2 separate regions of the Homo sapiens genome follow, and region 1 is linked to region 2. A link is a loop called in an ENCODE intact Hi-C map of the cell type or tissue named here. Cell type or tissue: endothelial cell of umbilical vein. All regions are shown on one strand. Each heading gives the region's core, and the rest is flanking DNA. Links, peaks and the distances in the headings are about the cores only.

Region 1 (15,835 bases), core at 5,445-7,944, 57 kb before region 2:
CTCAGATCAAGACACAGAGCACTATTAGGACCCAGAAATCCCAATCATGACTTCTTCCAGTTGCAATCCCTCCAAAGATAATCATTATTCTAACTTCTTAAACCACTGATTTTCTCTGCCTGAACTTTACATAAATGGCATCATGAAGTAGAAGCTCCTTTGGTTTGGCTTCTTTTTTTTTTTAATTTTATTATTATTATACTTTAAGTTTTAGGGTACATGTGCACAATGTGCAGGTTAGTTACATATGTATACATGTGCCATGCTGGTGTGCTGCACCCATTAACTCATCATTTAGCATTAGGTGTATCTCCTAATGCTATCCCTCCCCCCTCCCCCTACCCCACAACAGTCCCCAGAGTGTGATGTTCCCCTTCCTGTGTCCATGTGTTCTCATTGTTCAATTCCCACCTATGAGTGAGAACATGTGGTGTTTGGTTTTTTGTCCTTGCGATAGTTTACTGAGAATGATGATTTCCAATTTCATCCATGTCCCTACAAAGGACATGAACTCATCATTTTTTATGGCTGCATAGTATTCCATGGTGTATATGTGCCACATTTTCTTAATCCGGTCTATCACTGTTGGACACTTGGGTTGGTTCCAAGTCTTTGCTATTGGGAATAGTGCCGCAATAAACATACGTGTGCGTGTGTCTTTATAGCAGCATGATTTATAGTCTTTTGGGTATGGATTGGCTTCTTTCACTCAATATTATGCTGGAGAAAGTCATCTGTGTTGTAAGATATTGTAGTTTACTAATTCTCATTTATTTATAGTATTCCACTATGAGAATTTTCACATTTTACTTATCCATTTTATTTCTGATGGAGATTTGGGCAGTTTCCTCTTTTTTTTTTTTTTTTTTAGCTTCTGTGAACAACACTGCTATAAACATTCTCATAAACATCTTTTGGTGAACATATATATGATTACCTGCTGGGCATATTCTTAGAAATGTAATTGCTGGCAAATCAGCTCTTGTAGATGCAGCCAGCTTTCCAATTTACCCTATTTACCCTTAGGGTATGAAAGTCTGAGTTACTCCACATCCTTGCTATCACTTGATATTGTGTATCTTTTTCATTTTTGCTATTTTGCTCTATGTGTAGTAGTATTCTATGGTGGTTTTGAAGTTCCCTAATGACTAATGAAGTTGAGCACCTTTTCTTATGTTTACTGATTATTTAGGTATCCTCTATTGTGAATGTCTGTTCAAGTCTTTCTCCCATTTTCCTACTGGGAAATCTGATTTTTTGTTTTTTTTGTTTTTTTTGAGACGGCGTCTTGCTCTGTCACTCAGTCAGGCTGGAGTGCAATGGCGCGATCTCGGCTCGTTGCAACTCTGCCTCCCGGGTTCACGCCATTCTGCTGCCTCAGCCTCCCCGGCAGCTGGGACTATAGGCACCCGCCACCACGCCCGGCTAATTTTTTTGTATTTTTAGTAGAGATGGGGTTTCCCTGTGTTAGCCAGGATGGTCTCAATCTCCTGACCTTGTGATCCGCCTGCCTTGGCCTCCCAAAGTGCTGGGATTACAGGCGTGAGCCACTGTGCCCAGCTGGGAAATCTGCTTTTTTCTTATTGATTTACACCGGTTCTCACAGGGACCTTTTTTTTTTTTTTTTGCCAAGGTTGGTGATTTGTGAACATCACTATAACAATTCCTTTCAAAAAGCAAAAATGTACTGTATTTCATATATGTCTCTATCATTCTGTAGTTAAAAAATTCAAACTCAGCTCATATTCTAATTTTTAAATAGCAGAATCAGAATCAGAATCCTCAGATTTTATCATCCTGAGGCTCTTGGCATCTAATAGCAACATGCACTGAAGTCCATGTTATAGTAAGAGCTGAAAATCATCCTCCCACTATAACAGGAACAAAAGTGTGGGGAAAGAGGAAGAGAGAAAGCAATACTTTTCCTGGGATGAAAGCCTCTACAGCACAAGGCCTGATTAGTAAATGGAAATTCTGGATAGTCTCTGAATAGAATCCTTTTCCACCTTTCAAATAATTTACAGCTTAATGTCCGCTAAATTTAGTAACTTCTCCCATTTGTCCATGGCAAGGAGATTCTTGGCTGGCTTTCCATGGTCATTACAGACCTTCTCATAGATCCCTGAAATATGATGTGGCCATCAAAATGTCAGCACTTACCTGCTGCCCACATTGTGGACACATGGATCAGTTCACAGGTCAGTGACTGATAACATGAGGAAACAAGACCAGCTTCAGATCTAATTCAAGAATAGATACCTGACCATCCCCATGTTCTCAATAATATAAGCTAATAATAATGGCCAATTCCTTGGCCACATCAGTAACTATCTAAAGAGACAGCCCCGGCTGGGTGCGGTGGCTCACGCCTGTAATCCCAGCACTTTGGGAGGCCCAGGTGGGCAGATCACCTGCAGTCAGGAGATCAAGACCAACCTGGCCAACATGGCAAAACCCCGTCTCTACTAAAAATACAAAAATAAGCCAGGCTTGGTGTCAGGCGCCTGTAATCCCAGCTACTCGGGAGGCTGAGGCCAGAGAATCGCTTGAACCTGGGAGGCAGAGGGTGCAGTGATCCAAGATTGCGCCATTGCACTCCAGCCTGGGCGACAAGAGCAGAACTCCATCTCAAAAAAACAAAAAAACAAATAAAGAGACAGTCCCTCCCAGAGCAATCACATAAGGGTGGAAGAAAGAGCATTAATAAATAGAGCAACCAGGTAGTGAAACAGCAGTAATTCTGTTGAAGAGAACTCCCATGCTCAGAAACCTTCAATGAATGATTTCCCACTTCTATTAAAACTGAATTAAGGGGAATAACAGAATTTAGAGCTGTAAGGAAACAGACACCCAGCTCATTTCCCGTCTCATTTGTGTTTATGTGTGTGTTTGAGTAGTGCAGCTGAGGTCAAGAGAGGTAAAATCACTTACCTAAGGGTAACACAGCTAATTATGATAAAGCCCAGTCTATATCTCAAGTCTTCAGGCTTCTTCTTAGGTATCCTTTAATTGTATATATATATAGTAACCTTGCTCAGTTGGTATTTAAGGGCATCCACAACATGAATCCAACCTACCTATTCATCATTCTCTCCCTCTGGAGATCCCTGCTCTCCCCCAAACCTATCATCCTATTTCCATCATTTTGAGAGGGATGCTCTCCTTTTACCCTTCACCTGCCCAGAACAGTACTTCACACTCATTTAAAGTGATCATGTTTGTATTACACAAAGCACCCACAAGTGTCTGGCATACAAAAGATATTCAATACAAATTTATTGAAATGACTCTTTAGGAGAGAAACACAATGAAAGGACTCGAATTTATTTCTTTTTTTCTTTTTTCTTTTTTTGGAGACAGAGTCTTGCGTCATGGCACTCCAGCCTGGGCGACAAGAACGGAACTCCGTCTCAAAAGAAACACAGTGAAAGGACTCCAATTTCTTTTTTCTTTTTTTTTTGGAGATGGAGTCTTGCTCTGTTGCCCAGCCTGGAGTGCAGTGGCATGATCTTGGCTCACTTCAACCTGTGCCTCCTGGGTTCAAGTGATTCTCCTGCCTCAGCCTCCCAAGTAGCTGGGACTACAGGCACGTGCCATCATACCCAGCTAATTTTTGTATTTTTCACTATGGGGTTTCACTAGGTTGGCCAGGCTAGTCTTGAACTGCTGACCTCAAGTGATCTGCCTGTCTTGGCCTCCCAAAGTGCTGGGATCACAGGGATGAGCCACTGCACCTGGCCAGGACTCCAATTTCTATAGCTAGGAGAAAGATTTGTCCAGAATTAGAAGTACAGTGGTACCTCTTAATATTATTTCACCTCTTAATATTATTTCACTGAGGTGATCAAGTACACACACACACACACACACACACACACACACACACACACACACAAATCTGCATATAATTTCAGAAGGTTCATTAATCTCCTGAAGCCCATTGCTGGATCCCAGATCAGAATGCCTGATCTCAATCCTTCTGGAACCAATGTTTTACATAAAATTTTTATTTTGGTATGAACCACCACACCCAGCTAATTTTTTATTCTTTTTCTTTCTTTCTTTCTTTCTTTCTTTCTTTTTTTTTAAGAGATGTGCGTCTTGCTATGTTGCCCAGGCTGGTCTTGAACTCCTGAGCTCAAACGATCCTCCTGTCTCAGGCTTCTGAGTAGCTGGGACTACAGGCTTGCACCACCACACCCGGCTTGTATAAAATTTTAAAAATTTACTTACTACTACATAAGGAAGAACTTTTCCTTTTACCTAATTTCTTTCTTTCTTTCTTTCTTTTTTTTTTGAGATGAAGTCTCACTCTGTTGCCCAGGCTGGAGTGGAGTAGCACAATCTCAGCTCACTGCAACCTCCACCTCCCAGGTTCAAGCAATTCTCCTGCCTCAGCCTCCCTAGTAGCAAGATTACTGGCGTGTGCCACCGCACCTGGCTAATTTTTTTGTATTTTTAGTAGAGATGGGGTTTCACTGTGTTGGCCAGGCTGGTCTTTAACTCCTGATCTCAGTGATCCACCTACCCTGGCTTCCCAAAGTGCTAGAATTACAGGCATGAGCCACCATGCCCGGCCCCTTTTACCTAATTTCACCTTGAAGATTATGTTCCTAAATCCTAATATTCTAAGACTGGAAAGTATTTTATTTTACCACTCCAAAATTTTCTCAGATTTAAAAAATATATATATCTTTCTTAGATGCTGCAACCAGAACCACATACGGCATTCGAAGTCTTTGCATGTTGTAATGTTTTCAAAATTACATACGATGTGGCCCATGACTGTGAGGACCTCTTTAGCTATAAAACAAGTAAGTATTCAAAGAACGGTCCATATCCCCTTTCTAAGTCAGAATATAGATTATAAAAGGCCAATGAATCTTAAATATAGTTTAGATTTTCCCCTTAAGTATATATTGGCTTAAGCTTAAACCTTATGTACCATTTTTCTGTTTGGATATATTTTTGCAGTTATTTTATTCCTATTAGAAGAACTTAATTATATGTGAAGATGGAGACTTCACATATAATTCATTATGTGCTCTCTAAAGGCAATGCCTTTGGAGTAAAAAAAAAACTAGATTAAAATCCCAGTCCTGGTATGACCATAGCAAATAAACTTCTCTAAGCCTCAGTTTCTGCATCTGTAAAATGACAAAGAAAATAGCACAACCCTACCTCCTCGGCTTGATAATTAAACAAAATAATGTATTTAAAACATTCAGATAAGAATAGCTAAGGAAATTTTTGAAAAAGTAAGTACTGAGAGGGTACCTGCTTTGTATATTGAGATTTATCATAAAACAACAATAATATTTGAGATAATTTAGAGTACTTGGTAGAAAGTCGGATTAAATTTTTGAAGTCCTTCACAATTTTAATGCCATGCCTTAGCCTGGAGAACTGAAGCTGCGTGGTGTGAGCTGCCTGAATATATGACAGGAGGCTTACAGACACTGTAATCCTTAACCTGTTCTCACTCAGGTGTAGCAGTATTCATATGGAAACAACCTGAATTATTCTTTAGGCAGCCATAGCAGTAGAAAGTCATCAAGATTTTCTAAGACCTCAGGGAGGCTGTGTAAGGCTTTTTCTAGGAGAAATAGGTACAGACATTAGCCATTTTACACCAGGGCCATTTATGGTCAATTGATTTTGACAAGGATGCCAAGACCATGCAATGGGGAATAGCCTTTTCAACAAATGTTGCTGGGACAACTCGATACCCACATGTAAAACAATGAACTGGACCCCTACCTCATATCATATACAAAAATTAAAGCTGGTCATGGTGGCTCACGCCTGTAATCCCAGCACTTTGGGAGGCCGAGGTGGGTGGATCACTTGAGGTCAGGAGTTTGAGACCAGCCTGGCCAACATGGTGAAACCCCATCTCTACCTAAAATACAAAAATTAGCTGGGTGTGGTGGCATGCACCTGTAATCCCAGCTACTTGGGAGGTGGAGGCAGGAGAATCACTTGAACCCAGGAGGCGGAGGTTGCAGTGAGTTGACATCGTACCACTGCACTCCAGCCTGGGCAACAGAGTGAGACTCTGTCTCCAAAAAAAAAAAAAAAAAAGCTTAAAATGGATCAAAGATCTAAATGTAAAAGCTAAAACTCTTGAAAGAAAACATAGATGTACATTTTGTACCAGAGTTTCTCAACCTTGGCACTAACGACAGTTTGGGCCACGTAATTCTTCATCATGGGGGCTGTCCTATGCATTGTAGGATGTTTACCAGCATCCCTCCTGGCTTTGATCCACTAGATACCAGTAGCATGCCTGAGATATGACAATCAAAAATGTCTCCAGATATTGCCAGACTTTCTCTGGGGGGCAAAATCACCCAGTTCAGAATCATTGTTTTAGTCTTAGTGATGATCCTTATCCTCCTCCCTTGTAAAAATTGACAATGACTACATCATAACTACATGAATGGTTATTTGCTTAGTAGATGAATTCTAAGAATTCTTCAGAAAAGTCATTAAATACTCTAAATCCATAATTTTAGGATAATCTCAGGACCTTGCCTAAGGGCCAGTAGCCCCATTTTGAAAAGTTTAGTTTAATTCCTTCCATTGGAAGGTCACAGATCAGTATGATGATTTTTTTTTTGGTATGGCATTTTTGTTTTGTTGTTAACAGCTTTATTGAGCTATAACTCACCCCTTATATATTGAGATATAGTTCACTCCTTTAAAGTATACAATTCAATGTGTTTTAGTATATTCAGAGTTGTGTAACCACGTACTATATGATGATTTTTGAAAATACTAACCTCTCCCCTCTCCCCTTTCCCTCTCCCTTTCCACAGTCTCCCTCTGATGCCAAGCCGAAGCTGGACTGTACTCCCGCCATCTCGGCTCACTGCAACCTCCCTGCCTGATTCTCCTGCCTCAGCCTGCCAAGTGCCTGGGATTGCAGGCGCGCGCCGCCACGCCTGACTGGTTTTTCTATTTTTTTGGTGGAGACGGGGTTTCGCTGTGTTGGCCGGGCTGGTCTCCAGCTCCTAACCGCGAGTGATCTGCCAGCCTCGGCCTCCCGAGGTGCCGGGATTGCAGAGGGAGTCTCGTTCACTCAATGCTCAATGTTGCCCAGGCTGGAGTGCAGTGGCGTGATCTCGGCTCGCTACAACCTCCACCTCCCAGCCGCCTGCCTTGGCCTCCCAAAGTGCCGAGATTGCAGCCTCTGCCCGGCCGCCACCCCTTCTGGGAAGTGAGGAGCGTCTCTGCCTGGCCGCCCATCGTCTGGGATGTGAGGAGCCCCTCTGCCCAGCTGCCCAGTCTGGGAAGTGAGGAGCGCCTCTTCCCGGCCGCCATCCCGTCTAGGAAGTGAGGAGCGTCTCTGCCCAGCCGCCCATCGTCTGAGATGTGGGGAGCGCCTCTGCCCCGCCGCCCCATCTGGGATGTGAGGAGCGCCTCTGCCCGGCCGCGACCCCGTCTGGGAGGTGAGGAGCGTCTCTGCCCGGCCGCCCCGTCTGAGAAGTGAGGAGCCCCTCCGCCCGGCAGCTGCCCAGTCTGAGAAGTGAGGAGCCCCTCCGCCCGGCAGCCGCCCCGTCTGGGAGGTGTACCCAACAGCTCACTGAGAACGGGTCATGATGACGATGGCGGTTTTGTCGAATAGAAAAGGGGGAAATGTGGGGAAAAGATAGAGAAATCAGATTGTTGCTGTGTCTGTGTAGAAAGAAGTAGACACAGGAGACTCCACTTTGTTCTGTACTAAGAAAAATTCTTCTGCCTTGGGATGCTGTTAATCTATAACCTTACCCCCAACCCCGTGCTCTCTGAAACATGTGCTGTGTCCACTCAGGGTTAAATGGATTAAGGGTGGTGCAAGATGTGCTTTGTTAAACAGATGCTTGAAGGCAGCATGCTCATTAAGAGTCATCACCACTCCCTAATCTCAAGTACCCAGGGACACAAACACTGCGGAAGGCCACAGGGTCCTCTGCCTAGGAAAACCAGAGACCTCTGTTCACTTGTTTATTTGCTGACCTTCCCTCCACTATTGTCCTGTGACCCTGCCAAATCCCCCTCTGCGAGAAACACCCAAGAATGATCAATAAATACTTAAAAAAAAAAAAAAAAGAAAAGAAAATACTGATTCTCTTATATATTTTAAACCACTGTCCTAACAAACTACTCTTAGCATAATTAACGAGAACTAAAACACAAAACCAAAATAAAACAATAGGCTAGTCAATTTGGCATTGTCTCCTCAAAGCCACAAAAGAGTGATGTTCCTCAACAGCAATCAATAACTTAGTCACATATGTACAACAAGCTATAAAAGAAGCAAACTGAATGACGACGGAGCTTTGCTTGAAATTTAGTGTCACTGTTGTAAAGAAATTAGGAAAAGTTAAGTCACTGCTAAACCAATGCCCTGTACCAGGAACCACAAACATTCCCCTTTCCCCCCTGCTTCCTGAATTCTGGCGTCATTAGGTAAAAATGAATATACAGACCAGTAAGTGCCAACTAACATAGCAAGCATTCTAAGGTCAGAATCCTTTTTACCATTTATTTAACTTGTTTTGATTCAGGTTGTGAGTTCCTCTACAAAAGCACCACCCCACTTGATGGAAAGGTCATGGTTTCACTTTAGAACCTCTTTTTCACTGCTAGTGTAACTACAATGCCACTGCGACCTTAACTTTTTTTTTAGCTGTTGAATAATGCTTGCCCTACTGCTATCACTGTCTAATCCAGAGACTATGGCTGGCAGGAAGAAATGCCTCTGGAAGCTACAGCTGTTATACAGAACAGCTACCATCTTCCAAGTATAAGAACCACTTCCAGCTCCTTCTTTGACCAGTTTGCTCAGTCCAAATTTCAGATCTAATCTGAAGCCAGTGAAAAGAGCTGTGGCTTCTAAGACCAAAGCTATTTTGTTGAAGAATACTATCAAGGGAACTGTATATGCAGCCAGACAAGAAGTCAGTTGCAAGATACTCCAGAAATACTAGGCCTAATCCTCCACTGTCCAGAAAACCTCAGATCCCCTGCCAAATCATGTGAAAACATACTCCACCTGACTCAACAGTTACTCATTTTTCTCACATTTACTGACCATACCCATGCAGATGGTGTGAAAGTTTATTCTATCCTACTTTAAATGAATGTCACCATATTTAATATCATACTTTTAATAACAATGATAAAATAACAATAATAAAAATAATTTAGTATATAGTTATGTACTGTATAGTAGGTAGTACACAGGTATGTGTAGGTTTTGTTACTGCCCCATTTTTTACATTTATTTTTTAATTTTTTTGGGACGGAGTTTCGCTTTTGTTGCCCAGGCTGGAGTGCAACAGCGTGATCTTGGCTCACCACAACCCCTCCACCTCCCGGGTTCAAGCGATTCTCCTGCCTCAGCCTCCCAAGTAGCTGGGATTACAGGCATGTGCCACCATGCCCTGCTAATTTTGTATTTTTAGTAGAGACGGGGTTTCTCCATGTTGGTCAGGCTGGTCTCGAACTCCTGAACTCAGGTAATCCACCCGCCTCTGCGTCCCAAAGTGCTGGGATTACAGGCATGAGCCACTGCGCCTGGCCCTTTTTACATTTATTTTTTTAACAAATTAATGTATAGTAAATGGATTCCTTGGGGAAGCGTATTATCTATGAGTTTTAACACATGTACTAACTCATGTAACCACTACCACAATGAGGATACAGAACAGTTTCATCTCCTCAAAAATCACCTCATACTACCCCATGGTAGTCACACGCTTTCCCCACCACCAACCCCTGGCAATCATGCTTGTTCCTGGTCACCACAGTTTTGCCTTTTCCAGAATGCTATGTAACTGGAATCATTCACTCAGCAGAATGACTTTGAGATCCACCTAGGTTATTGCATGTATCAATAGTTCTTTCTTATTGCTGAGTAGTATTCCATACCATCCTCATTTTATGGTAAGTGCCTCATAAGGCACTTAAAGTACAGCAAGGTTATGCAACCTGCCCAAGGTCATCAAGGTGAGGCCAGTATTCAAAGCCAGTCTGCATGGCTTTAGAACCTATATACACTCTTAACCACTATGTTATACTGCCCCTATTAATCTAAGCTCTTAGAAGAGGGGGATAGTAGTCCATGATCCTGATTTAAACATTAAGAGCTTTTCTAGAACAACAGAACAAATGAGTTTCATATTTACCAAAAATGAGGATGAGAATAGTCAAGACTTCTAGTGACAATTCCAAAGCTCTCAAGGGATCTTGATGTAGAGGTAAGAGTAGGAGGTATAATCAGTGAAACAGGCCTAGGTTTACAGTCCCACTTCTGTGACTTACTAAGTATGTGACCTTACACAAGTTCTTCACTTTTTGGAACCTCTGTTTCCTCTTCTATACAATGGGGATAATATTACCTTGAAATATCCTTGGGGGAACTCAATGAGATGATACATACAAAGTTCCTGATACAGAGTATTATTACCACCTATATTGAGTAGAGACAAAAAGAGAGGCCAAAATGCTTACGAAATATACGAGTATTTATTAATCTCTGAAAGATTTAGAAGGCATGGTCCCTGACTACAAAGAGCACATATTCTAGCTAAAAGATACACTTTTCTAAAAGTAGAACTAATGTCATGATATAATATGATGCTAAACTGTGTGACTGGATCTACAAATATAGAGATAAACTCACAATTTTAGCCAATAGCTTTAACTTTCTATTTAATTTTTTAAAGTCAAAATCAACACTCAGGTGTGGACTCGACTTGTCATCTAGTCTAGAACATTACCTAGGTATAGATAACAGCAAAGCCTTTACTAGTCGACATCTAGAATACATTTTTAAAACTATTAGTTTCGGCCGGGCATGGTGGCTCATGCTTGTAATCTCAGCACTTTGGGAGGCTGAGGCGGGGGGATCACGAGGTCAGGAGTTCAAGACTGGCCTGGCTAACACAGTGAAACCCCGTCTCTACTAAAAATACAAAAATTAGCTGGGCGTGGTGGTGGGCGCCTGTAATCCCAGCTACTCGGGAGGCTGAGGCAGGAGAATCACTTGAAACCAGGAGGCGGAGGTTGCAGTGAGCTGAGATTGCACCACTGCACTCCAGCCTGGGTAACAGAGCTAGACTCTGTCTCAAAAAAACCAAAACCAAAAACCAAAAACAAAACTACTAGTTTCAACTCTTTCATTCCAGGTACCTGCATCAATTTCAAAGTGGTATTTGTTCTAACAACTTTTTACCTATGAAAGGAAAAAAATTCTATAAAAGGCCTGAGTTTTATACTACTTGATGAGTGATTGGTTTATAAAATTTTCAAGTTCTTTAGGAAAACAGAGTATACTTCAAAGGGGTTATGAAAAGGTCCAGAAGGACTCAAATTCTATGTCCAAAGGAATTCAATAAGATCATTTCTTTCCCTTCTGCTTCCATTTGGTCTGAGTGGAAAAATATATAAACAAACAGGAGTAGTATAAGAAGGTAAAAAAGAAGAGAATAAGCTGGAATAGTAGAAAGACTATTCAAATCTATCTACAAGAGTCATTCTAATTTCTTCTGGTGCTTTCTAGTAATCTCTCCTCAACTGATGTTTGCTATGTGAATCTTTGCTAGTACAGAAATGGTTTTTCAAAAGTCAGCTCAGGTTTATTAGGCTTTTAAATTAAGCATGCTAACAAAACATACATAAAACAAAACTGCCTGAATCCTTATTTCCCAATTAGACCTGGGAGCAAAGTCTAGTGATAACTGTACAGCAAAGCATCTAACGAAGGCTGTCACAGCTACTTAGCAACACATCCCCAATAGCTGGCAAGTCTGTACATCTATGCTGCTTGCTTAGTGCTCTGGACTTAGAGAAAAGAATTAAATTTTAAAAATAAATGTTAAAGCCCACACACAGCAGCAATTTTTAGTGGCAGTGAAATGTCACTTGGGGACCAAATAGAACCAAGGGGTTCATTTTTCCAGTCCTGCCTCATCTTAAGTCTTATGCTTATAACTTGCTTAAATGCTACAATTACCTTTTTTTTCCTTTTTTTTTTTTTGAGACAGTCTCGCTCTGTTGCTCAGGCTGGAGTACAGTAGTGCGACGTAGGCTCACTGCAACCTCTGCCTCCCGGGTTCAAACGATCCTTGTGCCTCAGCCTCCCAAGTAGCTGGAATTATAGGCACGCGCCACCAGGTCCAGCTAATTTTTGTATTTTTAGTAGAGACGGGATTTCACTAAATTGGCCAGCTTGATCTTGAACTTCTAGCCTCAAGTGATCCGCCCACCTTGGCTGCCCAAAGTGCTGGAATTACAGGTGTGAGCCACTGTGCCTGGCCTACAATTCTTTTTTTTTTTTTTGAGACAGAGTCTCACTCTGTCGCCTAGGCTGGAGTGCAGTGGCACGATCTCAGCTCACTGCAACCTCCACCTCCCGGGTTCAAGCAATTATCTGCCTCAGTCTCCTGAGTAGCTGGGATTACAGGCATCCGCCACTAAGCCCGGCTAATTTTGTCTTTTTAGTAGAGATGGGGTTTCACCATCTTGGCCAGGCTGGTCTTGAACTCCTGACCTCATGATCTACCCGCCTTGGCCTCCCAAAGTGCTGAGATTACAGGCGTGAGCCACCGCGTCTGGCCTACAATTCTTTATCATTCAAAGAAATATAACTATCCTTAGACCTGGATTTCTACCAGAAGTTTAAGGCTGAATCTCTTATCCCTATCATCTTACAAAAAGAGAGAAGACAAATCTCAAACCTATATTCTAAAAAAAATAGTCAAGGTTAGGAAACAGGAGACAATTGCCAGGCAAAACCATAACCCTTCTTTCTTATTTAAGTCAGTTGGGCAGTTTTTTTCATAAGCAGCAGCAATGAATGGGGAATCAGGAGACCTGAGTTCTAGCTTTCCCCCTGATAAGCTATGTGACCTTGGTTTAAGTTTTAGTTTCTTCTGTGAAACAAGCTGGTGAGAATAGACTCAGAAATCACAAACTGAAAGCCAGCTTACAAATTTGGGCTGGTCCATAGATGTGTTTTGCTTAGTATTATATTGTGTTTTATTTTTTTAATAGCAATAAATGAGTTTATTGAGAATAAGTGAAACCACATTTTGGAATGAATGTTATTGTCCGCTACTTAAGATATAAGTATTTATTTGAGTATACAAATAAACTTAACAGAATATGCCAAACAAATAAATATGTATAATAACAAATACATATTTATTCAATGGAATATACTAGTAAGGTTCTGGTGACAACCCTTAATCAGTATAGCTAACAGAACTGCCTCTATTCTCGCTTAATCTGGATTCCTTTTCTCCTCATTCTAATATTCCTCTTCGAAGGAGACAAGGTTTTACCCACATAAGTCTTTTAAAAAAAGCTTATGAAAATTTTCAAAATTATATAAATGTAAATTATGTAAACAGACTAACAAACGCCCAAATATCCCAAACCCAGCCTCAATAATTAGCAACTTAGGGCTTATCTTGTTTTTTCCCTTCTATTCCCTTCTATTCCCATATTGTTTTGAAGCAAATCTTGCCTATCATATCATTTCATACATCTTTAACCTTAATATCATTATCATCACATCTAAAAGAGTAATATTGCTTTAATATAAAAATTTTAGTTAGTGCTCAATTTGCAATTATTCAATTTCTATAACTGCCATAAACTTTTAAAGATAGTTTGTTGTATAAATCACTATCCAAACAAGGTCCATATATTGCAACTGTTTGATATGTGCAGAGTTAAAACTGAATTGAATGTCCTTAGATGGCACAGAATTCTAGTCTGCCACAGTCCATACTACTCCCTATTCTTTTCATTTAAGTTATCTGCCAAGCCCTTGACAGTTTTTGAGTTTAGTTCTCTGGAGGATCTGAAGTCTCTTCCAGTTCTAAGATAACTTGACTCTTGTAAATATTGACAGAGAAACAAAACAAATGAGTGGAGCTCTATCCTTTAATCTGAAAAACTAAGAAGCAGCAATACACACTTGTTAATTAGAAATATGGGAGTAAATTCCAAAAGAATCTACTAAAAGAGATGAAAGAAGTTGCCTCTTGGGATTAGGATATATTGGTGTCTGCTATTCCACATCCTCAGGCCTACCTCACAGGCTTAACTGATATGCATTCATTGCTTAAGGACAGAGATACATTCTAAGAAATGCATTGTTAGGTGATTTCATTGTTGTGCAAAAATCATAGAGTATGCTTACACAAACCTACGTGGTATAGCCTACTACATATCTAGGCTATATGGTACAGCCTATTGCTTCTAGGCTACAAACCTGTACAGCCTGTTACTGTATTGAATACTATACACTGTAAGCAATTTTAACACAATGGTAAGGATTTGTATATCTAAACACAGAAAAAGTACAGTAAAAATACTGCATAAAAGATACAAAATGGGCCGGGCATGGTGACTCACGCCTGTAATCCCAGCACTTTGGGAGGCCGAGGTGGGCAGATGGTCAGGAAATCGAGACCATCCTGGCTAACACGGTGAAACCCCATCTCTACTAAAAATACAAAAAATTAGCCGGGCGTGGTGACAGGCGCCTGTAGTCCCATCTACTCAGGAGGCTGAGGCAGGAGAATGGCTTGAACCCAGGAGGCGAAGGTTGCAGTGAGCCAAGATTGCGCCACTGCACTCCAGCCTGGGCGACAGAGCAAGACTCTGTCTCAAAAAAAAAAAAAGAAAAAGAAAAAAAAGAAAATGGCAACCCTGTGCTGGGTACTTAGAATGAATGGACCCTGCAGGACTGGAAGTTGCTCTGGATAAGTCAGTGAGTGAATAGTGAGTGAATGTGAAGGCCTAGGACATTGCTGTATGCTGCTGCAAACTTTATAAACACTATGCTTAGGCTACATTAAATTTATTTTTAAAAAGATTTTTCTTTCTTCATTAATTAACCTTAGCTTACCATAATTTACCTTATAACTTTTAAATTTTTTTAAGCTTTTGGACTTTTATAATAATACTTAGCTTAAAACATACATACTACAGCCCGGGCATGGTGGCTCATGCCTGTAATTCCAGCACTTTGGGAGGCCGAGGCGGGTGGATCATGAGGTCAGGAGATCGAGACCATCCTGGCTAACACGGTGAAACCCCGTCTCTATTAAAAAATACAAATAATTAGCTGGGCGTGGTGGTGGGTGCCTGTAGTCCCAGCTACTCGGGAAGCTGAGGCAGGAGAATGGTGTGAACCCGGGAGGTTGAGCTTGCAGTGAGCAGAGATCACGCCACTGCACTCTAGCCTGGGCGACAGAGTGAGACTCCATCTCAAAAAAAAAAAAAAAAAAAAAAAACACAAAACATACTACAGCTGTACAAAATATTTTCTTATATCTTTATTATATAAGGTTTCTTCTATTTTTAAATTTTTTATTTTGTACTTTTTAAACTTTTTTGTTAAAAACTAAGCCACAAACACTCACATTGGCCTAGGCCTACAGAGTGTCAGGATCATCAATATCACTGGTTTCCACCTCCACAGCTTGTCCCACTGGAAGGTCTTCAGGGCAATAACACCCATGAAGCTGTCATCTCCTATGATAATAATGCTTTCTGGAATACCTCCTGAAAGACCTGTCTAAAGCTATTTTATAGTTAACTCTTTTTCTTGATTAGTAGAAAGAGTACATTCTAAAACAATGATATATAATATATGAAATAGATAAACTAGTAATGGTCATTTATTATCAAGTATTATATACTGTACATAATTTATGTGCTATGCTTTTATATGACTGGCAGCACAGGTTTGTTTACAACAGCATCACCACAAACACGAGTGATACGTTATACTATGACATTATGATGGCTACAACATCACTAAGTGATA
Region 2 (15,835 bases), core at 2,608-5,107:
TCTGTGCCTGCACTCTAAAACAGTAACAATCTGCTGAAAAAGGAGCAGTTGGCTCTTCTAAATAAAGGAATGGGTTGAGCATGGTGGTTCATTCCTAAAATCCCAGCACTTTGGGAGGCAAAAGTGGGAGGACTGCTTGAGTCTAGGAGTTCGAAACCAGCCTGAGCAATACAGTGAGACCTTGTCTCTACAAAATATTAAAAAATTAGCTGGGCATGATGGCGCACATCTGTGTTCCCCGCTACTTGGGAGGCTGAGGTAGGAAGATCACTTGAGCCCAGAGGTCAAGGCTGCAGTGAGCTGTGATCGTTCCTCTGCACTCCAGCCGGGGTGACAGAGCAAGACCCTGTCTCAATAAAAAGAAATTAAAATTAAAGACAAAAAAAAAATAAAGGCATGGGTTGTCCAGTACACAACAGTCCCCACTAATCCTAATACATTCCCATGGGACTCAATTAACTCATTTACATTACCTGCCTGGCATTTAGGCACATGAGCTCGTAACCCCTGGTTTATATGATTGGCAAACCATTACTTTGCCATCATACTTCCATGATCATTTACACTACTATTGCATCTATCGTAATTTCCACTACTACTAGAACAAATAATCACTTCTATGATCACTTCTATTATTATTGGGGTTCCAAATCAGCACACTGCTTTATTATATTTTCATTTAGTTAAACAACTGCAGTTGAACATACTGAAATATTAAAAAAAAAAAAGAGTAACAGCTAAACAGCAGCTCATTATATTTACATAGCTCTTCTAGCCTGAGGATAAAATGTCAACAAAAACATACACCCTTAAATTCAATCCCACCATTAACCCAACAACAGAATCATTCTAATCAGTCACACAGAGCCACAGGGATATAGTGTGTGATCAATCAATGAGAAGTGTCATACAAAGATTAGGGTGATCCTTGCAGTGAGTACTCTATAAATAGAGTCTCCTCAAAAGCAAGAGCTGTGTCTTCTTCCTCTTTAGCTGCCCACAGCAGCCAGTCTAAGTACCCTATCAATGAGGTTATTATGTGAAAGTGGCAGTCATCCTGACTTCTGGAAAAGAGGGAAATAAAATAGTAGTGTAACTTTGAGAACTCTGAGCTGAAACTGGGATTGGTGCCCAGCTACTGAGGAGATATGTCTATAGCCTGAGTTCCCACTGTGCCAATGAGCATCACTGTCAAGACTGGAACATACTGTCTACAAACACCATTAAAAAGAAGCTCAAATACAAGCTTGGGACTTGTATTTGAAGGATGAATTTTCTGATTTGTGGGTAGGAGTGGGAATTATTCCTATCTAGAAAATTATTCCTATCTAGAAATGACATTTAGGATTAAAAAAAAGAAAGAGAGAGAAAGAGAAAACGTTTTGATGCCTCTATAGTCACCCTTAGGCTCAACTGAGGATGACTGGATCCTGGATTGATCACACTGCCTACCCAGAGACTAGATTGCCTGTTATGCAAAGCATATCAACTCAACAGGGCAATGGCCCAAGTGAGCAAGGCAGGATCATCAAACCTGGGTACCTCCTGAGGTATGTCATTTCATTTGCTGCGTTCAACTACTTTCTTGGGGGCGGGGAGAGGGGAGGAATTCTACAACTTAGATCAGCAAGTTAAAATGCAAATAGTTTCCTGTACCATTTCCATCTAAATCAACACAGGTGAAGCATAAATAATGCCATCCCCCTTCTCCCAACACACACAAAAATTTCAATTTCATAAGGACGAAGGTAGGAAGGGAAAAGGGAAATTATGAAATTTCAATTTCATAAGGACAAAGGTAGGAAAAATTGAGTTAGTCATTCCAAGATCCTAAATAGTTTTCTCTTCTGACACTATGAGGTTTTGATCCTCCTTGTTACTACCTCATCATGCAAAAGTGCAAAGTGTTCCTGACTGCCAGGGCCAAAAGCAGGCCACAAGTCCTGATCACATACTGAAACTAATCCCAGATAGAGATAACGTTTATTGAGTGCCCACTACATACCAAAAGGTATTAGGTTGATCCTGCTCTTAACCTACTACATGCTCTAGCTAGGCCACTGCACATACATGCTACTACTTTTAAGAAGTGCATTAACTGAGCAGTCCCAAAGCAGACCTTTCCATTTGTATCCTCCACAGGGCCTAGAGTGCCTTTTATACCTGAATTAATGCACAAGTTTCCACATTGTGCATTAAAAAACACCATCTACACTATTCCTTATTTCTAAAAGCATTCGTTACCCTTGGTGGACTTTTATAGCTTTACAACACAGCAGTTTATCAAAGGTCATCACAGTGCCATAAACTACTCTCTAGGGTTATGTTCCATCATTCACTCTGGGGCTCTGACCCTACAATTGGCTGAAAATCTCTCATGACTCTTTTTGCCCACTAAACATAATAGGCCGACAATACCAAACTTTGCCAGTATTCAAATATCTCTCTCTGCTGTCAGTCAAATATGTCATAATAGAGTGGTTTCCTTATGATTAAGCCTCATCTCCTTAGTGAAGATCTGAGAGAAAAATGTCAACAAAAACATACACTACAAAAGAATGCCTGTGAAAGATTGTATAAAGGAACAAACAGGCCCAGAAGATAAGTATAGTGTTTACATACAGACCCAGACTGGCAGCTGAGCTGTCCTGTAAGAGGGAAGCCTTCTCATAGCCCAGTTCCCTGCGCTGCTATAACCTCAAGCCTTCCACACGTCCCTCTGCTGACAACCTGATTCTAGGGTGCACTAGTTCATCATTATTAATGAAGCAGTTCCTTTGTATTAGTGAGGCAATCACAAAGAAGTAGACGCTGTACAGAATCTAGAGAGACTTTCACATCTAAAGTCTGAAAACCCATAAAAGTAGACACAATGCTCCTTAGGTTTGCTTTCAGCTTTTGAGTACTGGGCTCTTCAGGATGCAGAAAGCGCTGGAAAGGAGAAGCTAAATACTAGGTCAAGCCTGGGAAAACAGAAGATTTGGGCACCTGCAAAGGATCAGTAATGAGAGCAGAAATCGCCCCTCCTGCGGCAGAGGCATGACCTTTGCCCCTGCATACCTCCCTGTTCCCTCCCACAACAACCCTTCCCTCGTCTTATTCCTGTCCGCTGCGTCCTTAGCCCACCTTGGCTCGCCCAATTTAAGGGCCCTTCCCACTAATTCCCTATTGCGATGTCAGGGCGGCCTTCACGACACCGGAACTCTAGGAAGAGACTTCGCTGACCTGTCAGCGGATCCAAAATGGCGGGGCCTAGTCCCAGGACCGGCAGCCGCTGCTCATGTCCAGCCCGCACCCCGGAGGCGTCTCCGAGCAGCTCTCCCGGCTCTGGTAGCAGATGGGAGAAGAGAAGGAGCCTGTTTCCTGGAAATTGAGGCCGAAGTCAGGGTGGGACTGCACAGTCCGCCAGGATGAGTCGTCCGGGACGGGCAGTAGAGCCGGGTACCTTCCCTGTCAGCTCACTGACGTGGTAACTAGCCTCAGTCTAGCCCGCTGCCTGGTAACTGCGCGAGCCCTGCCGCGCGCAGCCAATCATAGCTTTGCACCGTGAAAAGTAGCATTCCGACTATCCAATCGAATAAAGGAAATTGGCTTCAGGAGGCGGGTAGTGCCTAAAGAAGCGCGATTACAAGGGAAAGAAAGGGTATGTTAGGGGACAACCAACGGATACGAGTACTCTCTGAGTGACAGTTTAAAAAACCAATAAAAAATGAGGAACTGGGCTGGGCGGCTAGAGAGGTGGAGTTAGGTAGAGTTCGGTTGCAGTGCGCGGTTTGGCAGTGGCTGCTGGGCATTATGGGGAAAAAGGCTACAATTGGCTGGAAAGGGGCGGGGTCCGCTTTGAGAACTTGAGCGGGCATCCCTACTCCCCTGTCCACGTATTATCAAAGTTACCTGGGCCAAGACCATGCCCCTTGAGGAATCACTCCTTTTCGAGGCAGCTCTGGGCTCCCTTCATTCTAAAAACAAGTCCAGCGATCTATTCCACACCCTGCTCTCCTCGCCCTCTTGTCCACCTTCCCTGTCGTGGCTTCTCACAGTTATGTCTGTCACGTCCCAACTCTGTTTCAGCGTCCTCTGCCCCACTCCCATCATCCAGAAATAGAGAAAATGGGACGTAGCAGAAGCCCTGGATATCTAATTTAAGTCTCTTCATTTTACATTATAGGAAACAGCCCCAGGGTGGAAGGCTGGGCCCATGTTCACATAATTAGTAAATAGCAGAGCAGAGAGACGAACCCCTGGGTCTCCTCACCCCCAGGCCAACTCTTTTCATCGCCTTTTGTCACCTCTTATGCCTTAGTATATCGGGCTTTGACTCCCGGTCTGCCTTTCATACCAAGCCTTTGACGGGCCTTATCCACCAGGCTAAATACGCAGCTTAGCCCACCTCATCAGTGATAGGAAACAGAAGTCTTTCTTGTTTGCCTTAGAAACGCTAAGGGGCCTGAGGGTTGGATGCCCACCTGTTTTCACTGTCTTGCCCCCAGCTGCCTCCTCCCCTTGCAAGAGATGATAGAGGTTACTAAGCTATTTAGAATTACCTGTATTACCTGGAAGTGAGAATGCGTGAGAAGAGGACAAGAGGATGGGTTTTCTCCTAGGAGACTGAATCATGAAATTCCCAGCCTATTTGGGACACTAGAGCCCCAGTGTCCCTGCAGACCTGGAGAAGCTGCTGGGAGGCAGTGAAAAAAAAATACCTAATTCTTTCCATACATCCTCCCAATTATGGACGACCCAAGTCCAGGGAAGCTCTATAACTAACCACATAGGAAAGTAGTCTCAAAACCAGACATCCAAAGACCATCCGTGTGCTACGATGCGCTATTTTTTTGTTTTGTTTTGTTTTTTTGTCTTTTGTTTGTTTGTTTGTTTTGAGAGAGTCTTGCTTTGTCATCCAGGATGGAGTGCAGTGCTGTGATCTTGGCTCACTGCAACCTCCACCTCCTGGGTTCAAGTGATTCTCCTGCCTCAGCCTCCCAAGTAGCTGGGATTACAGGCATCTGCCACCACACCAGGCTAATTTTTGTATTTTTAGTAGAGATGGGGTTTCACCATGTTGGACAGGCTGGTCTCGAACTCCTGACCTCAGGTGATCCACCCGCCTCAGCCTCCCAAAGTGTTGAGATTACAGGTGTGAGCCACCACACCTGGCCACGATGCTCTAGTGTAAAGCACCCATCAGATATCAGACGTGAAGAACCCCTCAGTAACTTCCTACACCTGCACATTGGGCTTCTGGTCGGTGGGTCCAGCTGAGGATCTAGCCTCTATCACCCAAAGAGAGTCAGGGAAAGAGGATATACCATCATAGCACCTCTTTCCACATTACCTCAAAGCCATTTTCCTCTTCATTTGAAAACTGAGAGTTGGTGTCCTGGGCCTGTCTCAGATTGAGAGGTCCTGGAAAGCCGATTGGAAAATCCTCTAAGTGGGCCAAAAATTTCTGCTCGCCAATATCTACTTCTACATACCTCCAGAAATTCATCATTCTAAAAGCATGTGATTGTGCAATAGAGATGGGGAGGAGAGAGATGACAATTCCCTAGTCCCTCCTAACCACTAATCATCATCTTACCAGGCAGAACATCTTCCTCATAGATTTCAGTGTGACATTTATTGAGATTCTACATTATGCCTGGGAATAACAGACATGGTCCTTACCCTCCTAAATTTTATTATCATAGCAGACAACACATAAGCTGATCCCTTCAATATGGTGGGTGGTGTAATAGAAGGTATACACTGAGGGTCATGAGAGCAAGGGGCTAAACTGAGAGTTCAGAAAAGGCTTCCCAGAGAAAATAAGACTTGAGTGGAACATTGGAGGAGTAGGAATTGACAATATAAAGATGGGTTACTTTCACAGGAAGGGCCAGAGGTGTGCAGGACACTACTAGGAAATTGGAGATGAAGACAAGGTCAGGTCCTGAAGGTCTTGTATGCCAGGCTAGGGAGCTTGACCTTTATCCTAAGGGCAATGGGAGTCACTGAACAGTCAAGACATGACTGCTCAGATTTGCCTTAGGGGCATATTGTGTGACTGGGCTTAGGCTCTTTTTTTTTTTTTTTTTTGAGACAGAGTCTTGCTCTGTCGCCCAGTCTGGAGTGCAGTGGCGCGATCTCAGCTCACTGCAAGCTCTGCCTCCTGGGTTCACGCCATTCTTCTTCCTCAGCCTCCCCAGTAGCTGAGACTACAGGCACCCGCCACCAAGCCCGGCTAATTTTTTGTATTTTTTAGTAGAGATGGGGTTTCACCGTGTTAGCCAGGGTGGTCTCAATCTCCTGACCTTGTGATCCGCCCGCCTCGGCCTCCCAAAGTGCTGGGATTACAGGCATGAGCCACAGTGTTTGGCCTGGGCTTAGGCTCTTCGGAGCACCCAAGCAACATAGCCTAACTGGGAGAAGAGAAGGAGCCTGTTTCCTGGAAATTGAGGCCTAAGTCAGAGAGGGCCGAAGTCACAGTCTGCCAGGATGTTCCTTGGTCATCTGTCCTGTCCCTTGCAAATTCCTAACCAGCAGGCACCAAGGCCACACCTTGCCCACAGGACTTAACCTGGTACCACCAGCGGGAAACCAGCCCTGCTGAAGGAGGGAGAGCACAGCCTAAGCAAGACAAGGGTACAGACTGAAAGGCAATGCCTTTGGAGTGCCCAGCCCAAGCCCTGAGATCCAGCAGGAACCTCCTCTTAATTGTTTTGCGCGGGGAGGGAGATGATAGTTACTCGTCCAAGTTCACTCAGTGATGGTGCAGTTCGTGGCAGCGTTGGAATACTACTTTGGTTTGTATCATTCCAAACCCTGCTGTCTCCACGAAGTCACCTTCCTTGGAGAAGAAGGGGGAAATGAAGAAGAGGAAAGATATGAGGAAAGAGGAGCAGAGAGAAAGAGAAATGAGTCTTTTAAAGTGGCAGAGGAAGGAGAATGGTAAACAGCAGGAGCGAAGCGGCTGAGGAGAAAGAAGAGGAAAGAAAGGCGAGACGTGGGAGGATTGGAACAGAGACAAAAGGGAGGAGAGACGGACAGCGACAAGTGGAGAAAATCGGCGAAACTTGAGTGGCAGAGAAGTCTGAGCGCTGAGACCCGGCGGCCCCGTGCGCCTTCCCACCTGGCGCCGATCCACTTTCCTCGGGGTAGCGGCCCAACCCACTTCGCTGCCAGCCGATCCCTTTTACCCGTGGCTACCGGGACCACTCTACTCTCGCCCACTTGGCTCTGCCTAAGCGTCCTAGCCGGAGCGCGGTCTCTGCCACGTGGGGAGGGGCGCGGCCGAGTTGCTGAAGAGCGCTTCTGATTGGCCAGAGGGCGGGGTTCTTGGCGTCTCGCCGGCCAGACCCCTCCCTCAAAGGCGGGGCCTGGAGATCCACAGCTGGAAAGGGCGGAGCCCCAGCAGGGCAGCTGGAAAGGGGCGGGGCCTGACGCGCGCGGCTCGCCGCGGCGGGCTGGGGGCGCCCTGGTCTGCCATAAAGTGAATGGGCGCCGGCTGGGGGTGGCAGTACGCGGTGAGGCTCACTCCCTCCGAGAGTCCAGGAGCGCCCGAGCGGAGAGGCGGCCCGGGAGCAGGGGGGCGGCCCCCACTCCGGCCGGGTGCCCGGCCCCTGGCCCCTGCCTGCCCTCTAGATCGCCGCCGCAGCCGCCGCTACTGGGAGTCTGCCTGTTGCAGGACGCACTGTGAGTGTTTGACCATTCTAAGGACAGGGGCTCATGGGGCCGAGGAGCTATTGCTGGACCTTGGAATCCCTAAAACGAGACCTGGGGCAGCTGAACTCCGGTGCCTTGGGAACAGGTCGAGAATGGGAGGGCGGACTGCAGACCTGGGGCCAGGACTTGGGAAAAGGGAAACTCAGGGTAAGAACCAGGGGATAGGGAAGGGGGAGACTCAGAGGATCCGGAACGAAGCCGGAGACTTGAAACCAGGATAGGGGCTTCGCGAGGCAGGGAGTAGGGAGTCTGGAAACCATTACCAGAAAGCGCCCTGGAATCCCAGGGCACGGGGCAGGCGGCCAGGGAGCGAAAGGGGTTACAGAGGCCCTGGCCAGCGGGGGAGCTGGCGGGGCGGCCCCCAGTGTGGGGGCAGTTGACGGCGCCCGATGCCCCTCGGCCTAGGCTCAGACTCCTGGGGCTGGGAGCCGGGGTGCGCCTGGTCGCACACGCTTCTCTTCCCAGCTGCTCCGCAGTTGGAATAGGAGCTGTGTTGTGAGAGCCCGGCCGCGACTGAGTCAGATGGCCGCTGTGCGGATCAGAGTGACCAGGCGGCGGGTATAGTGGATCTGGCTTGGGGTGTCTGGGCCCAGAAGGGTCCTGACTTGAGGCCGCCTCAGAATCGGACAGAATGTCCGCGGTGCATGGGGCTCGGAGCGGACAGAATGTCCGGGTAGCGAAGTGGGTCTCTCCGGAGCGGGAGTTGTGTCTGGCAGTGGCGGACAGAATGTCCCTGGCTGGGTGGCATGTCCGTCTACCCAGCAGCGCCTGCCCAGCTGCTGCGTGTGCGATGGGGTCGGCTGCGGTGGGTCACCTCAAATCCCAGCTCACACTTTGCAAACTTGTTTCAGCTCCTTCGGGCTGCGAAGCTGTGAGCAGGGAGCGAGAGTAAAGGCTACAACCTGGCCTTGGGGTGAGGTGGGCTGGGACACATGCCCCCTTCAATTCAGAATAGATCAGAGCATCACTCTGTACTTCCAGAATCCAAATTTGAGGACAGAAGGCCAATGAGGAGCCTGCTAGTGGGAATCAAGACCAGGAAAGGAAGGAATAGGTGACAAAAGGCAATGGGAAAACAGGAAGGAGCTGGGTACAAGCCCCTGGCAGCCTCAGTTGCCCCCTAATTCCAATACAATTAACCAGACACCCCCCAGACTCCTTGCTGGAGTATCAGGCGACCAATGGCTCCTTCCCTACAGTGGGCAGGAGCCCAGGCCAGAAGAGAAAACTACAGCCCCATTAGCAAAGCAAATCCTGTGGTCCTGTTTCCCTTTTTCTTCCTCAGCCCTACCAGTCCCAACACCACCCTGGTGGCTGAGCGGAGGTGGGAAGGAGGCTCATGGAATCCAGACTCTGGAGTCCAACAGGGGGCTATCTGGCCCTCTCAGTCTGGTTGGGAAGGATATCTTGGCCCTACCTAACAGCCGGGTTTACTTTCCCTGCAGCTGGGATACAGCCCTGACTCTGCTGGGCCCATACAGTGACCATCCACCCTGACCCCAATTCTAACCACAGCTCAATTATGCTGAAGAGGACAGAACAGGGAGAACGAGTCCATATAAGTGAGCAAGATAGCCCAGCTGGGGACTGAGTTTTCACAAGGACAAGTGCAAGGCATTGTATTTAGCAATGAGTAATCTAAACAGTGGTTTCAACCTTTCTTACCCTTCACCTGTGAGTGACATACAATACGTATTCCCCATACTCCCATGTCCATTCCTCAGTTCTAAAGTTTGCTTATTACTGGCTAGGATTCTCAACTTTTGTTTTTCATTTGCCCTATTTTGATCAATATAAAGACACACCACAATTATCCCCATCACATTCTGATACACTTTTCAGGGGCTTGTGCTCCCATTGCTGTGCTCCCATAAAATCACTGAAATTATAGGTGAAATGAAGGACTCTGTGTCAGGAAAGGAACAGGGAAAGCATTACAGATGGTTCCCTGAAGACTTTAGCTCAAAGTTGGCTTTTGCCAAAAAGGCCAAAGAGGTGGTATCATAATGAAGGTGATTGGAAACAAAAGACAGAACCTTTTCCCACCCTTGCATAAAGCCTTGTAACTGAACGCATGCCTGGTCACTGGCTCTTAGGAAGAATGTCATGGGCCTAGAGTAGGGTCAGAGAATGATTGGCAGAATGGGGAGCCAGGGGTTGCTGGTGAGGGCAAATTTCAAAGTTTAGTCCTCTGGAAGGTGAGACAGGATGGAAATCTACAGCATAATAAAAGACCTAGATATGCAGAAGAATTGCTTGCTCCCCAAATCTTGAAACTGGAGATGAGGGGGCCTTTTAGAACTGGAGTGATGCAAGCTCAGGATGAATAGAAAAATGTTCTTTGGCACACAGTGGGCAGCATACTTCCAGAGCTCATTTCCAGAGAGATGATAGAGGCAGGAAGTAGAAATGGAATCCTTCAGGGTTTGGAAGGATCAGCACATGTCAGAGTCACAAATGGCTACAGGGTGGAGGGAGTGAGGCATGGAAAGAGCAGAACTAGATGGTTTGAATCTCTTCAAATCTCTTCAAACTGTGTAACCTTGCATCCTGCCTTCTTAGAGGTGTAATGGGGATAGGCACTCCAGCCATGCAGGGCAGTTGTGCGAGTTAAATGAAATTATGTCTGTGAAGGCCCTCTGCAAATGGAGGAGCATCATATAAATAAGAAGCACTGCTATTATTATGCCCAAGCTGCAGAATCTTTGTTTGGAAAAGTGGGGCTGAGACTTAGAGCAGCCTAATCTCATCCCTGATGCAGCCATAGGAGGGATCTTAATGACAGACGGGCCACCCTATCGTGGACTTCAGATGCTGGCCACTACCCCTGCCGCTGTCTGAGAACTCTGGGGAGCTCCCCAAATGCTCAGCCTGTCTACCAGGCCAAATATCTCTGCCTGCCTCCTGCTCAGGGATGGGAACATTGGCCCAGGACTCAGGTTCAGGACGGGAGGGCAAACGCAGCAGGCTAGAGCTGACTTGTGGTGACTGAAGGATGGGGCCAGTAGAATCTTTTCTTCTCCATTCACACTAAATGATGCCTCCTAGACTAACCTGAAGGATCCATTAGGTCCTGAGCTTTGGGGTGTCTAGGGTGTCCATGGCCACTGCCAGGGACTCATGAAAAGAATGATGGGGAGGAAAAGGAAAAGATCATCAGTGGGGTAAGAGTTGGGGGAAGACAGAGAGGAATAACTTTCAAAACTCTATCTCTCCTTTCCCATTGTCCTGCCCCGGGGCCTTTTTTACACCTTTCAGTTAATAGTTTCTCCTTTCCTATTTCTTCCCTGCCCAACCCTTTATGCTCACCATGGTCAAATAAAGGTCACAAAGATGCTGTTTTTTGTCACACCCCTGGATACAAGCCTCCAGTGACCCCTACTGCTTGGTGCATTGCTTCTCATAGTGGGGTGGGCGGGGGAGGAGGGCAGTACGGGAGTGGAGGAGGCATGACACACAGTCTAAACAGGGCCCATCTTCCTGGTGTGGTGATATCACTTGAAGATTGGGGGGTTTTATATTAAAAAAAGCTTTATTTTTATATTAAAATATTTTATAATCCATGACTAAAGTATGGAATAGAACGAAAAATTTGTTTGCATTTTTAACATAAAGCTGGTGACCTCAAAACAATTTCATACTAGTGGCAGCTGTTTCAGGTCATGCTTCTGTTTTCTAGTAGATGTTGTTTTTGACTGGTCTTAGGGTTTTTTTCTTTATTCAGGGCTGTTGCTCAGTGTGAATCTTAGCGGTTTTTGATGAAAAAGCTGGACATACTGTAGCCTAGACTTTGTCAAATCTGAACCACTGCCCCTTGTCCCCCATTGGAGGCCCCCTCGGTTTGACTCGTTTCTCTCTGCAGATCTCCCGTGGCCTACACTGAGACTCTGACTAACCTAGGCTCACCACTGCCCTCCCAGCCTGCCAGCTTATTCCCAACACTGCTGATTATTTAGAATGCCATACCCCTTCTCTTCCTCTTGAACTCCCAATTCAGTCACGTGCCTATATTCTCTGAGCTCCCAACACTCGGTACCACCTTCCATGGGCTTCCCTCTCTCTGATCTCCCACAGTCTGGGAGTCAGACCCATGCGGTCCATCTTTCCATCCTGTGCTCTGTTTGCCTCCCTACACTGCAGACTCCTACAAGATAGGGTCTCTGCCTTACTGTTCTTGGGATCCCTCTTAACACCTAATACTTGCTGAAGGAAGGAAGCAAGGAAGAGCAGGAAGACTGTGGAGTCATTTCTCTGATCCCCGAATCGTCCCTTAATAACTTGAGTGCTTCAAATCTTTGCTGCAAATGTGTCTCGATTTGCTCCCATTTGCACACTGCAGTTCAGCAAACCATAGAGTCTGGGTGCTCAGCGTCCCTAATGAACATGCAGCCATGTCCACTTAAGGACCTCACTTCAGTTTCATGTTTATAAGATGAAAACATCACAACTCCAGCTCCTCTCATCTCTCCATTTAGCCCCTGAATGAGAAAGGTTTTCTCCTATTTGAGTTCCAGGTTATGCCTCCAGCCTCAGGCATTATTATTGCAACCGATTGTGGGCTCTCACTATGTCCCTGGTCTACCTCTCTGGCTTCAGGACTTAAGTGGGTCCACATGACAGCTGACTTATTGCCATGGGGTTGTGTCTCTTGGAAACCATGGCCTCCCCACTGTGGCCTCCCTGGCCTGGGATCTGCTCTCCACCTTCATATGTCCTGGATATTTCATTCTTGCTGCAGTCCATGACCAGGCTTCCTGTAATTCCAGCCTGTACTACAGAATCAGAGCATACCTGTAGGCCCTCTGTACTCCCTGGGCCTGGGATTGCCACCCTGATACCAGTGGGACTGGGCCACACATCCCTCACATCCCTAGCAGGGTGTGGCAAAAAGTCTAGGGGTGGGGCCGGCAGCCCCCTTCCAGAGCTGGACTCACCATCACTGTTATCTTCTGACTCTCTCTGTCCCTGCCTGGGCATTTCTTACTAGCATCAACCAATCCTGCGGCTTCCAGACCTACTGCTTGTTCTTCCCTATCCACTGAGTGAGGCGAAGTCCCTGGCCTCAGTCCCAACTCCCTAGCTTCCTGACCTCCAGCAGTTTGGGGGAGCTTAATCTTCAGCCAGCCTGTCTCCAGCTCAGACAACAGCTTGGCGCCCCCAGCCTTTGCCTGACCAGCCCACCCGGACGTGAGTCGGCTAGAGGTCTATGCCCCCACCCTTCCATCTCTCTATTGCCTGCCTGGCTTTACTGTTCTTTCCTTCTCTCTTCAGTTTCACGGTCAGGTCCCTTCTCAGCTGTGGCTCCTCTCTCTGCTGTTACTAGCCCATGCAAGAGCCTAAAGGCTTCATTCTTTCCTCTACCAGTCCCTTGTCCCCAAAGTGGCTCCCAGCTTGGGTTACTCTGCCCATTTTGCTGTTACCTTGTTGACTGGGTCACCTATGCTCAGGACAGAGTGTTCACAGCATGTGTTGCCTATCTCTCAGTAATGCAGCGTACTCACCTTCATTCACCAGGGAAACACTTCACTGGAGGATACAGAGTCTGGGCAGATGACTCACTCAAGGAAGGGCAGACACAGGGATGAGATCTTAGCCACCACTCCACCCTCAGTGCCTAACTCAATGCCCAGCTCATAGAATGTGCTAAATAAACATTTGTTTAATGAGTGAGGAAAAAAAACTACTCAGGTAGAGTTTTATCCCTACTCATATTTACATGTTTATGTTTTTATCTAAACCTTATAACAACACTGAAGGCAAGTAGGGAAGGGATCATGAACTTCCTTTCGGAGATGAAGAAATGTGCTCAGAGAGGTAAAGTAACTTGCCGAGGACACACAGCTAGTAAGTTGTACAGCCAGGACGTGAATCTAGATCTGCTGACTCTAAACCTAATTTCTTTGGGCTATACCAGATGACTTTCCTGAGAGGGGCCTGGGCACTTTCTGCCCCTCCTCCCCACCCCATCCTCTAGCTCCAGCATTCTCATGCCTTCTCCTCACTCAGCAGCATCCAGTGCAGAACACTCCCCTGGCCCCTTGGCCTGCTCCTCCCCCACACAGAGTCCTTAGCTCCTGGGACTGAGAGCTGAGGTTCAGAGGGGCCAGGGAGGCGGTGGGGGGGTGGGGGGTGGGGGAAGGGTAATAATGGCTAGCTCCAAAACAGCCCCGGCAGCTGTCCCTGTCACAGAGAGGAGACTGTGTGACGGTACGTGTCTGTCTGCCTGGATGTGGCAGCGCATGTGTGGGAGAGTGTGTGTTTGTGTGCCCCTAGCTCCAAGTCCAAGTGCTTATTATGTCTGAGTGGGGGCCTGTGTGTGTCTGCACATGTGTCTGTCTGTCTCTGGGAACACGCAGCCTGAACTCGGCTTTCTGGCCTCGGCTTTTCCTCGCCCATATCCCTTCTCACCCTGCCTCCCTCTGCTGAAATAAAGTGAAAGCAAGATGCAGGTATGGAATGCCGGGGACAGGGTAATTTGGAAAACTGCAAGTCGGGAGCCAAAGCTGACTGGAAGGCTAGGTGGCAAGGGTGGGACTGCTTTTCCCACAGGTAAACCCCTCTCTGGGTTTTTTCCCAGCTCCATGTTGCTTCCATGGCCTCTGGAAAAGTCAGGGGGATGATTTGCATTTCAAGGGCATCTTGGGTATGAAGTAAGGGGTATGAAGTAAGGGGAGACTTCAGAGCACCCCTTTTTCCAACTCTCAGTTCTAACCCTTCCTCCCTCATCTTCCCAGCCAAGGCTACCATAGTTCCTTCTCAGGGACATCTCCCTTCCATCAGAGCATTGTTGGCCAAAGTTTTCCAGCTCCAAACCCCCTGACCTGACCCGACCTGGAAGGGGAAGTAAGCTGAGCACACCTCCAGTTCTGGCCTGACTTTTCTCCTGTCCTGGGTTCCCTCCAGCCCTGTCTCTTCACACCCAATAAAAGGTCCAAGATCTAGACCCCTCTGCCTGTGGAAAGAGCAGGGACTCTTTCTCAACCTCCTGCCTTGACCTCGGTTCCACTCCCAACCTGGCTTGAGAGGTGGGGTGGGGAGTGGGGGCACAGCTGTGATCTCTGAGCTGTTGAAGGGGGCATTACCATGTGCAAATACAGGCTGCTGCCCATCTGCACCTCCCTGAGAAAGGCTCCTAATAAATCCAGAGCAGCCAAGTGACACACATCTCAATCTAGGCTAATCCACCACATTAATGCCATCCTGTGCAGCCTGCATTAAGCCCCTGTTAATGGGGAAGGGGTGAGAGAGGCAGAGAGGCCCCTCCCACTCAGCTCTCTACCCCTTCCCTCTGTCCCTAGCCTCCTTCTGTTCTCCTCCAACCAAAAGGCACCCAGAGTCTTGAGCCCCAGTATTGCCCATTTCCCTTCCTCGCAGCAGAGGGGTCCTGGGAGAGCAGGCAGAAAAGGGGACCCTGCGGGGGAAACTTGGAGAAGGACCCTGGGAGGCTCCTGGGCAATGTGAGGCTAAGTTTGGGAAAGGAAGTATGAGTAGGAAGGTGGTCTAATGAAGCTCCTGCCTATGGCCTGGAGCAGGCTTGGTAGAGGCTGTCCATGAGTGGAGCAGTCACTGGTGGGATGCAGTGTGTGTCGGTGCAGGCATGAGACCAGGCCCGGCCCAAGCACCCAGTGGTTTTTATACTTGTGTTTGATCTTGTTACCTTCTTTCAAATGAAATCTCTTCAGAAATAATAAACAAAACAGGCTGGGCATGGTGGCTCACACCTGTAATTCCAGCACTTTGGGAGGCCGAGGCAGGCAGATCACCTGCGATGAGGAGTTCGAGACCAGCCTAGCCAACATGGTGAAACCCCGTCTCTACTAAAAATACAAAAATTAGCCAGGCGTGGGGGCACGTGCCTGTAGTCCCAGCTACATGGGAGGCTGAGGCAGGAGAATAGCTTGAACCCTGGAGGTGGAGGTTGCAGTGAGCCGAGATCATACCACTGCACTCCAGCCTGGGCAACAAAGCGAGACTCCATCTCAAAAAAAAAAAAAAAAAGAAGGAAAAAAAAAAAAGAAAGAAGTCGTAAACGAAACAGACCAAAGCAGCGCTGCCCTAGCTGAAGCCGACCCAAGCAAGGCCAGGCTAGAACCGCAGCTGAGTCCCTGAGCGAATCTCGAGGGAAGGCCCC

Evidence for each region. Peaks named below come from ENCODE experiments on the same cell type or tissue, not always from the same donor. Only the 100,000 strongest peaks of a DNase experiment are listed, where the experiment ranks them.
Region 1: it touches region 2 in a loop (6-fold over the local background); 4 of 110 quality-filtered maps call a loop at or near these places.

What each region holds. Positions count from the first base shown.
Region 1 is chr10:102,293,236-102,309,070 of GRCh38, reverse strand. The region is part of intron 3 of GBF1 (golgi brefeldin A resistant guanine nucleotide exchange factor 1); the gene reads right to left. Among named protein-coding and RNA genes, the nearest start is that of GBF1, 56 kb to the right of the region's middle. RefSeq lists a silencer at 2,705-2,999. In endothelial cell of umbilical vein, for the core only: no CTCF peak of the experiment used is centred there; no DNase peak of the experiment used is centred there; H3K27ac peaks cover 716 bases.
Region 2 is chr10:102,233,172-102,249,006 of GRCh38, reverse strand. GBF1 (golgi brefeldin A resistant guanine nucleotide exchange factor 1) reads right to left here and starts at 3,475. Exons shown (of 40, transcript NM_001377137.1): 1 at 3,226-3,475. PITX3 (paired like homeodomain 3) reads left to right here and starts at 7,495. Exons shown (of 4, transcript NM_005029.4): 1 at 7,495-7,674. RefSeq lists enhancers at 3,018-3,467, 3,668-3,727 and a silencer at 7,344-7,633. In endothelial cell of umbilical vein, for the core only: no CTCF peak of the experiment used is centred there; a DNase peak (open chromatin) is centred at 3,626; H3K4me3 peaks cover 1,265 bases; H3K27ac peaks cover 620 bases.